2 separate regions of the Homo sapiens genome follow, and region 2 is linked to region 1. A link is an interaction called in ENCODE POLR2A ChIA-PET data of the cell type or tissue named here. Cell type or tissue: Caco-2. All regions are shown on one strand. Links, peaks and the distances in the headings refer to the core of each region. The heading gives the core; the rest is flanking DNA. Region 1 has its middle 17 kb from the start of LINC02073. Region 2 has its middle 43 kb from the start of LINC02073.

What was found. Peaks named below come from ENCODE experiments on the same cell type or tissue, not always from the same donor. Only the 100,000 strongest peaks of a DNase experiment are listed, where the experiment ranks them.
Region 2: POLR2A ChIA-PET joins it to region 1 with 8 read pairs; 3 of 35 experiments call an interaction of 5 or more read pairs at or near these places.

The regions. Positions count from the first base shown.
Region 1 is chr17:51,449,789-51,455,171 of GRCh38, reverse strand. No RefSeq gene overlaps it. Among named protein-coding and RNA genes, the nearest start is that of LINC02073, 17 kb to the right of the region's middle. In Caco-2, for the core only: no CTCF peak of the experiment used is centred there; no DNase peak of the experiment used is centred there.
Region 2 is chr17:51,389,709-51,395,091 of GRCh38, reverse strand. No RefSeq gene overlaps it. Among named protein-coding and RNA genes, the nearest start is that of LINC02073, 43 kb to the left of the region's middle. In Caco-2, for the core only: no CTCF peak of the experiment used is centred there; a DNase peak (open chromatin) is centred at 2,871.

The DNA of each region.
Region 1 (5,383 bases), core at 115-5,114:
CTCCCTTGTGGGTTACCCATTTCAGTTAAGGGAAAGGGCAGATTCCTAAGTGCTCAAGCTGAAAATCACAAAATCATGTCTTTCCCTCCTAGCCCTGAAAGGATGGGCTTGGCCAATTGAAAGCCCATCTCCCTATTCACTTTCATCATAGAAAGGAGGTTTTCCAAGTCACTGAATCTATTATCTCAGTGCTGAGAGTGTCATTACCTGTTGTGCCAAGAGGAGCCACAGCACAGGATTAAGAACAAATTCTGGAGCCAGGATATTTCTTAGATTTTACTACTAGCTCTACCACTTGTCACCTGTGTGAACCTGAGCAAGTTGCTTAACTCCTTTGCTTAGCTCCTCCATTTGTAAAGTGGAAATAATAATAGTACCATCTTATAAGATTGTCATGAGGATTAAATGACTTAATATTTTAAGCTCCTTAGAATAGTATCTGGCACATGGTACTAAGCATTGTGTAAGAGCTTGTTAAATAAATAGGGAGTCTGAGTATGTGTTAACAAACCAACTAACAAGCATGTAAACCCCCTCAGGGCAAAAATAATGTCTTATTTGTCTAGAACACAGTAGGCATTCAAAAAATATGTGAGCGCTGATAGCTGGTGGTAGAAGGGGAAATTGGTTGTTTCTGGAGGACATTATGTATCAAAATTTTTAACACAACTCTCCTTTGATCCAGTAATTCCAACTCTTAGAATGTTTTCTATGGACGTAAGTAAAAAATGCGAAAAGATGCATCTATAAGGATACTAATTGCAATGCTGCTTATAGTAGCAAAGAAAATAGAAACAGCCTTAATGTCCGTTAATAGAGAATCGGTTACATAAACCATGAGACACATATACAATGGAATATCATGCAGCTATTAAAAGATGATAGGGCCAGGTATGGTGGCTCACATCTGTAATCCCAGCACTTTGGGAGGCCAAGGTGGGAGGATTGCTTGAGGCCAGGAGTTCAAAACCAGCCTGGGCAATATAGTGAGATCCCCCCACCATCTCTAAAAAAAAAAGTTTTAAAAATTAGCCAGGCACGGTGGCATGCACCTGTAGTCACAGTTACTCGGGAGGCTGAGGTGGGAGGATCGTTTGAGTCCAAGAGTTCAAGGCTTGCAGTCACCCTCCAGCCTGGGTGACAGAGCAAGACTTGTCTCAAAAAAAATGCTACATATCCGTATTTTGAGAAAATGAAAAGACGTCTAAGATATATCATTAAGCTTTAAAAGCAGGCTACACCACAGTATACTTTGATATTTTTTGCACATACATGTATATGTATTTACATATGGATAAAAACGTCAGAAAGATGTTAATTTAAAAATAAATTTAAAATTAGAGAAAAAATCAGAAAGAATGCATATTAAATGTTAAAAGTTATTACATCTGGGCAGTGAGATTATGGGCATTTGCATCTCTTTTTGTCTTTAAATTATAAAATGATATATTTATTAATGTGCTTTTGATTGAAATAATACTGAAGTATATGTACTGAAAAAAGGAAACAGTCCCCTCAACCTCCTGATAACTCACACCAAGTAGTATTCCCCACATGCAGCTAAACAGTTTGAGGTGTGAACTTCCTAAACTTTTCTTTTTTTTCCTTTTTTTGTGTCTGTGTGCATTCAAACATACTTGAATGTTGTATAAGGTTTGTTTTTTTTTTTTTTTTTGAAATGCCCAAAAGCAAGTACAAGAAAGATAGAGAGGAGAAAGAGAGACTGACTTAAAAAAAAAAAAAAAAGGCCTCAAAGGTATAGACTCTGCCTGGCCATTTGCTGCTTATGGTAATTTCAGTGAAAATTTACACTTTAGGTTTGCCCTCTTCATGAGTCTAGCTTTGCAGAGGTTGAACTCCTACTGTATGCCAGGCCCTGAGAGTTGGCAGTGTCTGGTCTGGTATGCAGATGCAGTAGGTGATCAATACATATTTGTTGGTAATTGCTAATACAACTTTTGAGGTTTTCTTTGGTCTTGGGGAACTGGTGCCCTGCAGCTTGTGGTTTTTTTTTTTTTTTTTAATTATACTTAAGTTCTGGGATACATGTGCAGAATGTGCAGATTTGTTGCATAGGTATACATGTGCCATGGTGGTTTGCTGCACTCATCTACCCGTCATCTACATTAGGTATTTCTCCTAATGCTATCCCTCCCCTTCACCCACACCCCCTGACAGGCTCCAGTGTGTGATGTTCCCCTCCCTGTGTCCATATGTTCTCATTGTTCAACTCCCACTTATGAGAGAGAACATGCAGTGTTTGGTTTTCTGTATCTGGGATAGTTGTTGTGTTAGTTTGCTGAGAATGATGGTTTCCAGCTTCATCTATATCCCTGCAAAGGACATGAACTCATTCTTTTTTACGGCTGCATAGTATTCCATGGTGTATATGTGCCACATTTTCTTTATCCAGTCTATTATTGATGGGCATTTGGGTTGGTTCCAAGTCTTGGCTGTTGTGAATAGTGCTGCAATAAACATAAGTGTGCATGTATCTTTATAGTAGAATGATTTATAATCTTTTGGTTATATACCTAGTAATGGGATCACTGGGTCAAATGGTATTTCTGGTTCTAGATCCTTGAGGAATTGCCACACTGCCTTCCACAATGGTTGAACTAATTGACACTCCCACCAACAGTGTAAAAGCATTGCTGTTTCTCCACATCCTCTCCCGTATCTGTTGTTTCCTGACTTTTGAATGATTGCCATTCTAACTGGTGTGAGATGATATCTCATTGTGGTTTTGATATGCATTTCTCTAATGACCAGTGATGATGAGCTTTTCTTCATATTTTTTTTGGTCACATAAATGTCTTCTTTTGAAAAGTGTCTGTTCATATCCTTCACCCACTTTTTGATGGGGTTGTCTTTTCTTGTAAATTTGTTAAACTTCCTTGTAGATTCTGAATATTAGCCCTTTGTTAGATGGGTAGATTCCAAACATTTTCTCCAATTCTGTAGGTTGCCTGTTCACTCTGATGATAGTTTCTTTTGCGGTGCAGAAGCTCTTTCGTTTAATTAGATCCCGTTTGTCAATTTTGGCATTTGTTGCAATTGCTTTTGGTGTTTTAGTCATGAAGTCTTTGCCCATGCCTATGTCCTGAATGGTACTGCCTAGGTTTTCTTCTAGGGTTTTTATAGTTTTAAGTCTTATCTTTAAATCTTTAATCCATCTTAATTTTTGTATAAGATATAAGGAAGGGGGTACAGTTTCAGTTTTCTGCATATGGCTAGCCAGTTTTCCCAACACCATTTATTAGATAGGGACTCCTTTCCTCATTGCTTGTTTTTGTCAGGTTTGTCAAAGATCAGATGGGTGTAGATGTGTGGTGTTATTTTTGAGGCCTCTGTTCTGTTCCATTAGTCTATATCTGTTTTGGTACCAGTACCAGGCTGTTTTGGTTACTGTAGCCTTGTAGTATAGTTTGAAGTCAGGTAGCTTGATGCCTCTAGCTTTATTCTTTTTGTTTAGGATTGTCTTGGCTATACAGGCTCTTTTTTGGTTCCATATGAAATTTAAAGTAGTTTTTTCTAATTCTGTGAAGAAAGTCAATGGTAGCTTGATGGGAATAGCATTGAATCTATAAATTACTTTGGGCAGTATGGCCATTTTCACAATATTGATTCTTCCTATCCATGAGCATGGAATGTTTTTCAGTGTGTTTGTGCCTGCTCTTATTTCCTTGAGCAGTGGTTTGTAGTTCTCATTGAAGAGGTCATTCACATCCTTTGTAAGTTGTATTCCTAGGTATTTTATTCTCTTTGTAGCAATTGTGAATGGGAGTTCACTCATGATTTGACTCTGTCTGTTCTTGGTTTATAGGATGCTTGTGATTTTGCACATTGATTTTGTTTCCTGAGACTTTGCTGAAGTTGCTGATCAGCTTAAGGAGATTTTGGGCTGAGACAATGGGGTTTTCTAAATATACAATCATGTCATCTGCAAACAGAGATGATTTGACTTCCTCTCTTCCTATTTGAATACTCTTTATTTCTTTCTCTTGCCTGATTGCCCTGGCCAGAACTTCCAATAACTATGTTGAATAGGAGTGGTAAGAGAAGGCATCCCTGTCTTGTGCCAGTTTTCAAAGGGAATGCTTCCAGCTTTTGCCCATTCAGTATGATATTGGCTGTGGGTTTGTCAATAAATAGCTCTTATTATTTTAAGAAACATTCCATCAATACCTAGTTTATTGAGAGTTTTTAGCATGAAGCAGTGTTGAATTTTGTCAAAGGCCTTTTCTGCATCTGTTGAGATAATCATGTGGTTTTTGTCATTAGTTCTGTTTATGTAATGGATTACGTTTATTGATTTGCATGTGTTGAACCAGCCTTGCATCTCAGAGATGAAGCCAACTTGATCATAGTGCATAAGCTTTTTGATGTGCTGCTGGATTCAGTTTGCCAGTATTTTATTGAGGATTTTTGCATCGGTATTCATCAGGGATATTGGCCTGAAATTTTCTTTTTTGTTGTTGTTGTTGTTGTTTTTGTGTTTCTGCCAGATTTTGGTATCAGGATGATGCTGGCCTCATAAAATTAGTTAGGGAGAAGTACCTTTTTTCTATTGATTGGAATAGTTTCAGAAGGAATGGTACCACCTTCTCTTTGTACCTCTGGTAGAATTCGTCTGTGAATCCTTCTGTTCCTGGGCTTTTCTTGGTTGATAGGCTATTAATTACTGCCTCAATTTCAGAATTTGTTATTGGTCTATTAAGGGATACAACTTCTTCCTGGTTTAGTCTTGGGAGGGTGTATGTGTCCAGGAATTTATCCATTTCTTCTAGGTTTTCTAGTTTATTTGCATAGAGGTGTTTATAGTATTCTCTGATGTTAGTTTGTATTTCTGTGGGATCAGTGGTGATATCCCCTTTATCATCTTTTATTGTGTCTATTTGATTCTTCTCTTTTCTTCTTTATTAGTCTGGCTAGTGGTCTATTTTGTTAAACTTTCAAAAACCAGAACGTGGATTCATTGATTTTTGGAAAGGATTTCATGTCTCTATCTCCTTCAGTTCTGCTTTAATCTTAGTTACTTCTTGTCTTCTGCTAGCATTTGAATTTGTTTGCTCTTGCTTCTCTGGTTCTTTTAATTGTGATGTTAGGGTGTTGATTTTAGATCTTTCCCACTTTCTCCTGTGGGCATTAAGTGCTGTAAATTTCCCTCTAAACACTGCTTTAGCTGTATCCCAGAGATTCTGGTACATTGTGTCTTTGTTCTCACTGGTTTCAAAGAACTTATTTATTTCTGCCTTCATTATTCACCCAGCAGTCATTCAGTAGCAGGTTGTTCAGTTTCCATGTAATTGTGCAGTCTTGAGTGAGTTTCTTAATCCTGAGTTCTAATTTGATTGCACTGTGGTCTGAGAGACTGTTATGA
Region 2 (5,383 bases), core at 234-5,233, 60 kb after region 1:
CAGGTGTGAGCCACTGTGCCTGGACAAGATACATTTTTTGAGTAGGAAAAGATGATACCACAAGCAACTCCAGAAGTTTCCTGTAAATCAAAGCACCTGACATTCAACTTGGACTCTTAACCAAGTCTAAGTCTACATATTTAGCAAGTGTATAATGAATGGCTGATTGGGATTTAATCCTATTTAACTTGCAAATATGAAGAAAGAAAAAAATTGAGACAAGTTTTTTTTAAGGCAAATTGGTTTTATTTTTGCAGAATCAAAGGGCAGTGCAGCTTTCTTTCCCCATTTCAGGCTCTATTCAAGATGTCTGTTTAAATCTAATCAAAGGCTTCTTCCTTTGCATACCATATCAGTGTTTCTGAAATTATGGATGATCAACAACCATAAAGCTGGAAAAGTATGAAACCATGTTTTGTTTTGTTTTTAATTTAAGGTCTAGTTTGGCAAATGGATTGAATTATTTAGTGAGCCTACAAACTACATGTCAATTAAACTTCTGGGCTTGGTAAAGAAAAAAAAACTCAACCTTCTACGAGGGGAAATCTTTGGCCATGAGCCACTTATGCAAACATAATTGTAGAAAAGAACCCCAATTTGCACACAGACATTTATCTTTGTACCTTTCCTACTTTAAATCAGTCTCAATGCTAAATGGGCGCCTTGCAGTTCATTGATTTCTTTCTCTGTTGCTTTCAAGGACGAGATTTCCTAGAAACAGAGTTACTAGGAGAATTAACTCTAGAAGGTAGATTGAAAACACTGAGAATAGTAGATTCTCCCACGTGATGGGCAACAAGGCACTGTTCTGGAGCCAGGAGGGTAATCTCACTGGAAACTGAGGGAGACTGAAAGCCGTGCCCAGAAGCCTAAAATGAGAGGGCGGATCGCAAGTTCAGGAGTTCGAAACCAGCCTGGCCAACATAGTGAAACCCCGTCTCTACTAAAAATACAAAAATCAGCCAGGCATAGTGGCACATGCCTCTAGTCCCAGCTGCTCAGGAGGCTGAGGCAGGATAATTACTTGAGCCTAGGAGGCGGAGGTTGTGGTGAGCCGAGACTGCACCACTGCACTCCAGCCTGGGCAACAAAGCAAGACTCCATCTCAAAAAAAAAAAAAAAATGAGAAAGATATATTGGATCTACTCTTTGCTCTGCTTCTAATACCCTTCTTTAGCCTCTCCCCTCATCTTTTTCAGCTGGAAGAACTTCCCATCCTTTGAGCTCAGACAAATTGACACCTTCTCTTTAAAGCCTATTGGTTTTATTGGCCGAATGAGGATAACCTCAGAAGAGAAAGGGTTTTTTGTGAGGACGGATGAGTAATGGTCTGAAAAGGACCACGGAAGCAGGAGGGAAGCTAATAATCTACACCCCATTGACCAAAACCACTAGGCTTTGTCACACCTGACCCTATGCACCTTTTATCATGCTGTAACTTAATATGTTGTCTTCCCAGCTGATTCTACCTCCTCCCCACACTCAAAACCTGTGCCCATGAGCCCCCCAAGGTTCAGGACTATATCCCAGGATCTCACACAGAATAGAACCTGAGACATAATCATCTCTCAGAAAATCATCTCTCTGGTCTGTCCTTGTGGATTCTCACTCATGCTCATGAGTTCCAGCTTATCTTTACTCTCCCCCACTTGAAATCCATCCTCCCTTCCTGACTGCCTACCTGGAGAACATCAAGCTTCAGCATAAGACAAAAGCCTAATAGAGACTGTTTAACCAACTTGCACAATTGAGAACAGAGTAAACTTGTAACTGTGTGTATATCTCCCAGGGTTCCGTTTCTCTGATTGAACCTAGTATTGTCTTTTTTTTTTTCTGTATGCTATGATGAATGGTGGAGGCCCTCTACTCTCAGACACAAAGAAAGACAGCCATCGATGTTCTCTAAATCAGGAACTATTGAGTATAACAGTGTCCAGGAAAATTCTTAAGGCAGGAATTCCTTCAGAATTCCTAAAGATGAAAATACTGTTGCGCTCCCCAGCTCAGCCGCAAATACTCCATCACGAGCCACGCTTTGGCACCTAAAATGTTTTTGACCTGATACCCAGAAATCTGTAGTCTTCTTTATTTTCCCTCTTACTGGCTTGCTCTTACCCTTAAACTCAAGACTGTGTGCCCAAATTGACTACGGCCAAATACACCAACCACAAAACAACCACTGCTGCTGATAAAATGTGTTTGAAAATGCTGATTCTTGACTGGCCTTACCCTGAAAAATGGCTGTACACTGGTGAGTGTCCACGTGTCATCTTCCTTTCCCCAAACGGTGTACCTCAACGTCTTTGAGTGTCTCCAGCCTCGGCCCAGTGTTCTGGACCTCCAGCCCACAGCCCCTTGGGAGAATTTGAACGTCTAAAGTAAAAAAATAAATAAATAAATAGTAAAGAATGCTGCTTTCCACTGTCTCTTCACTCCACAGAACCAATGGCAAGGGCAGCTCACAGTGGCCAGCAGGGAGGGTGAACAGAGGGAACAAGAGTCTCCCACAGGTCAGCCTCAGGACAAGCTCCCTCCACCTTGTGATGGTGGTTGCCAGCTCTTCTGCCTGCACTGTCTACCCATTCTCTCCACAGCCACTGCCCTGCTCCAGATATACACACACTCACAATACACACACACAAACACACACACACACACACACGGTTCATTCTTAGCACCTCCTACCATCCAATGCTCCAGCTGAACAAATGAGGTGGCTCTGTGATCTGTCAGTTTATCTAGGCTGAACATGATTTCCCAAAATTTCCTTCCCCGTGGCTTCCCATTAGGTTTGACCACAGGTTGGGGCAGAATCATCGCTGTTTTTGTAGCTCACAGGTTGTCACTTATCTGATGACTCACCTCATTGGCACGGGGGCAGCGTCAGGTCTGCAACTGTCCCACTTTCCCCTGGAGCCTCCTTAGCCCTCTCTGACTCGTGGGCCAGGCGTGCATTTAGCTCTGTGATGAAGGACTCCTACCTCCACCACAGTATGATCACATCATCCAGGCTGGAGACAGTGAGAATGCTGCAGGTTCTAGTCTGTCCTCGTGGGTTCTCACTCATGCTCATGGGTTCCAGCTTGTCTTTACTCTCCCCCACTTGAAATCCATCCTCCCTTCCTGACTGCCTGCCCCGAGAACTTCAAGCTTCAGCATAAGACAAAAGCCTAATAGAGACTGTTTAACCAACTTGCACAATTGAGAACAGAGTAAACTCGTAACTATGTGTATATCTCCCAGGGTTCCGTTTCTCTGATTGAATCTTGTATTGTCTTTTTTTTTTCTGTATGTTATGATGTTTTGGGGTGTGTGTGTGTGTGTGTGTGTGTCAGAGTCTTGCTCTGTCACCCAGGTTGGAGCACAGTGGTGCAATCTCAGCTCACTGCAACCTCCACCTCCCGGGTTCAAGAGATTCTCTAGCCTCAGCCTTCCAAGTAGCTGGGATTACAGGTGCCTGCCACCACGACCAGCTAATTTTTATATTTTTAGTAGAGATGGGGTTTCACCATGTTGGCCAGACTGGTCTCGACTCCTGACTTCAAATGATCTGTCTGCCTTGGCCATCCAAAGCGCTGGGATTATAGGCATGAGCCACCATGTCCAGCCATGTTTAGATATCTTAATAACATTTCTAAGTGGGAAGAGACTGCCCCTCCCTGAGCTAGCCAATTCTTACAGAGAGCAAAGGGATCAGCCAGGATGTGCCTTAGATACGCAAACCAATCAATATAGAGCCGCACCTCTTCTATCTGGCTTGTGATCCCCAGGAGACAATATTCCTCTGCCTTCATCATCCCAGAACTGGTACCAGGCAACTGAGGGCCATTGGTGCACACACACAAAGTTCATTCTTAGCAACTCCACCCTTAAGCTTGTAGTCCACTAAAATTATTTAAACTAGCCCATAGGCTGTGCCTCCCCTTTCTAGGACCTGAGAGTACAGTCAGCTTTGTTTTCCTGAGGCTCTCCTGTGTCTCCTCTCGTGGCCACACCTAACTGACCATTACATTAAAAACACAGGACAAATCTTGGCTGACACAACATAAATGCTAGAAGACCCTTTTCTTCTCCATCTGCTCTGCATCCCCTGGGATTGGACTGCTGTGTCCCTCCTTTGGTCTCGCTGCAATGAAAAGGCATTTTCTATCTTCTCTGCGGTGGATGTTATCTTTATTCATCCCATGCCCTTTCATTCCCATTCCTGGATTATACCCAACCTGGGGCCAATAAAAGAACCAAATATCCCTCAACAAACGTGACCCAAGCTGAGGCCATTACAGTCTTTTTACACTGGAGCTGACAGGGAATACTCTCTTGCTTTGGGGGTCATGGAGAACGCTCCCCTGAAGGAAAAGGGAATGAAACTTAATGAAATCCAGCAGAAAGAAATAGCGGTGAGAGAGAAACTGACAGACAGAGACTCCGTTCTATCACACGCTCCTGATTTCTGTCATGACATCACTCATACCAGTCCATGGACATCACTGCAGCTCCATGGCCCTTCACAGCTGTGGCCTGTTTATTTTGCTTCCCTGGAACACCTTTCCACAAAGACTGTTTCCTAAAATACAAATTCCTCAACACGGCAAAGGATTCCACCATCCACTAAGATGGGGAAACCCCGTTATGGGCTCAATTGTGCCCCTCCTAAATTCATTCATTGATGTCCTAACTCCCAGTATCTCAGAGTGTGACTGTATTTGTAAATAAGGCCTTAAAGAGGTGATTAAGTTAAAAGGAGCCCTTTAGGGATCTGACTGGGAGATTCAGGAGGTGTACATGCAGAGAAAAGATCATGTGAGGACACAGCGAGAAGAGGGCCATCTGCAAGCTAAGGAGCAATTACCTTGGGAGAAACCAAACCTGCCAACACCTTGATCTCAGACTTTCAGCCTCCAGAACTGTGAGAAAATAAATTCCCATTTCTCAAGCCACTCAGTGTGTGGTACCACCTTATGCAGCTGATCTGACCAGGACACTGACCATAACGTCTCCATGAAGAGACACAGTGTGTACTAACCAGGTAAAGGCTCTGTGAAGTCCTGCAGTGAAGATCACTTCTTGCCTTCAAACTGTGTTTCCTGAAGTTCTTTATCTATTCTCTGCACAGAGCTGCCATGATCAAGAATGATGGCAGAGAGAAGGCCATCTGGATATCAGTAAAAATTATGTTCTTGCTCTTCAGAAATAAAGAGATGAAGAAATAATTGTCAAAACATTTACCAAATTATGAAAAAGGAGGGATGTTATAAAAATGTAGACAGCTTCATGGTGTAAAGATAAAAACACCAAAGTTAAAACCAAAGTTCAGATTCCATCTCTGCTATTAACTGGCTGGGTGACTTTGGTCTCTGGCCTTCTCCTCTCTGGCCTCAGTTTC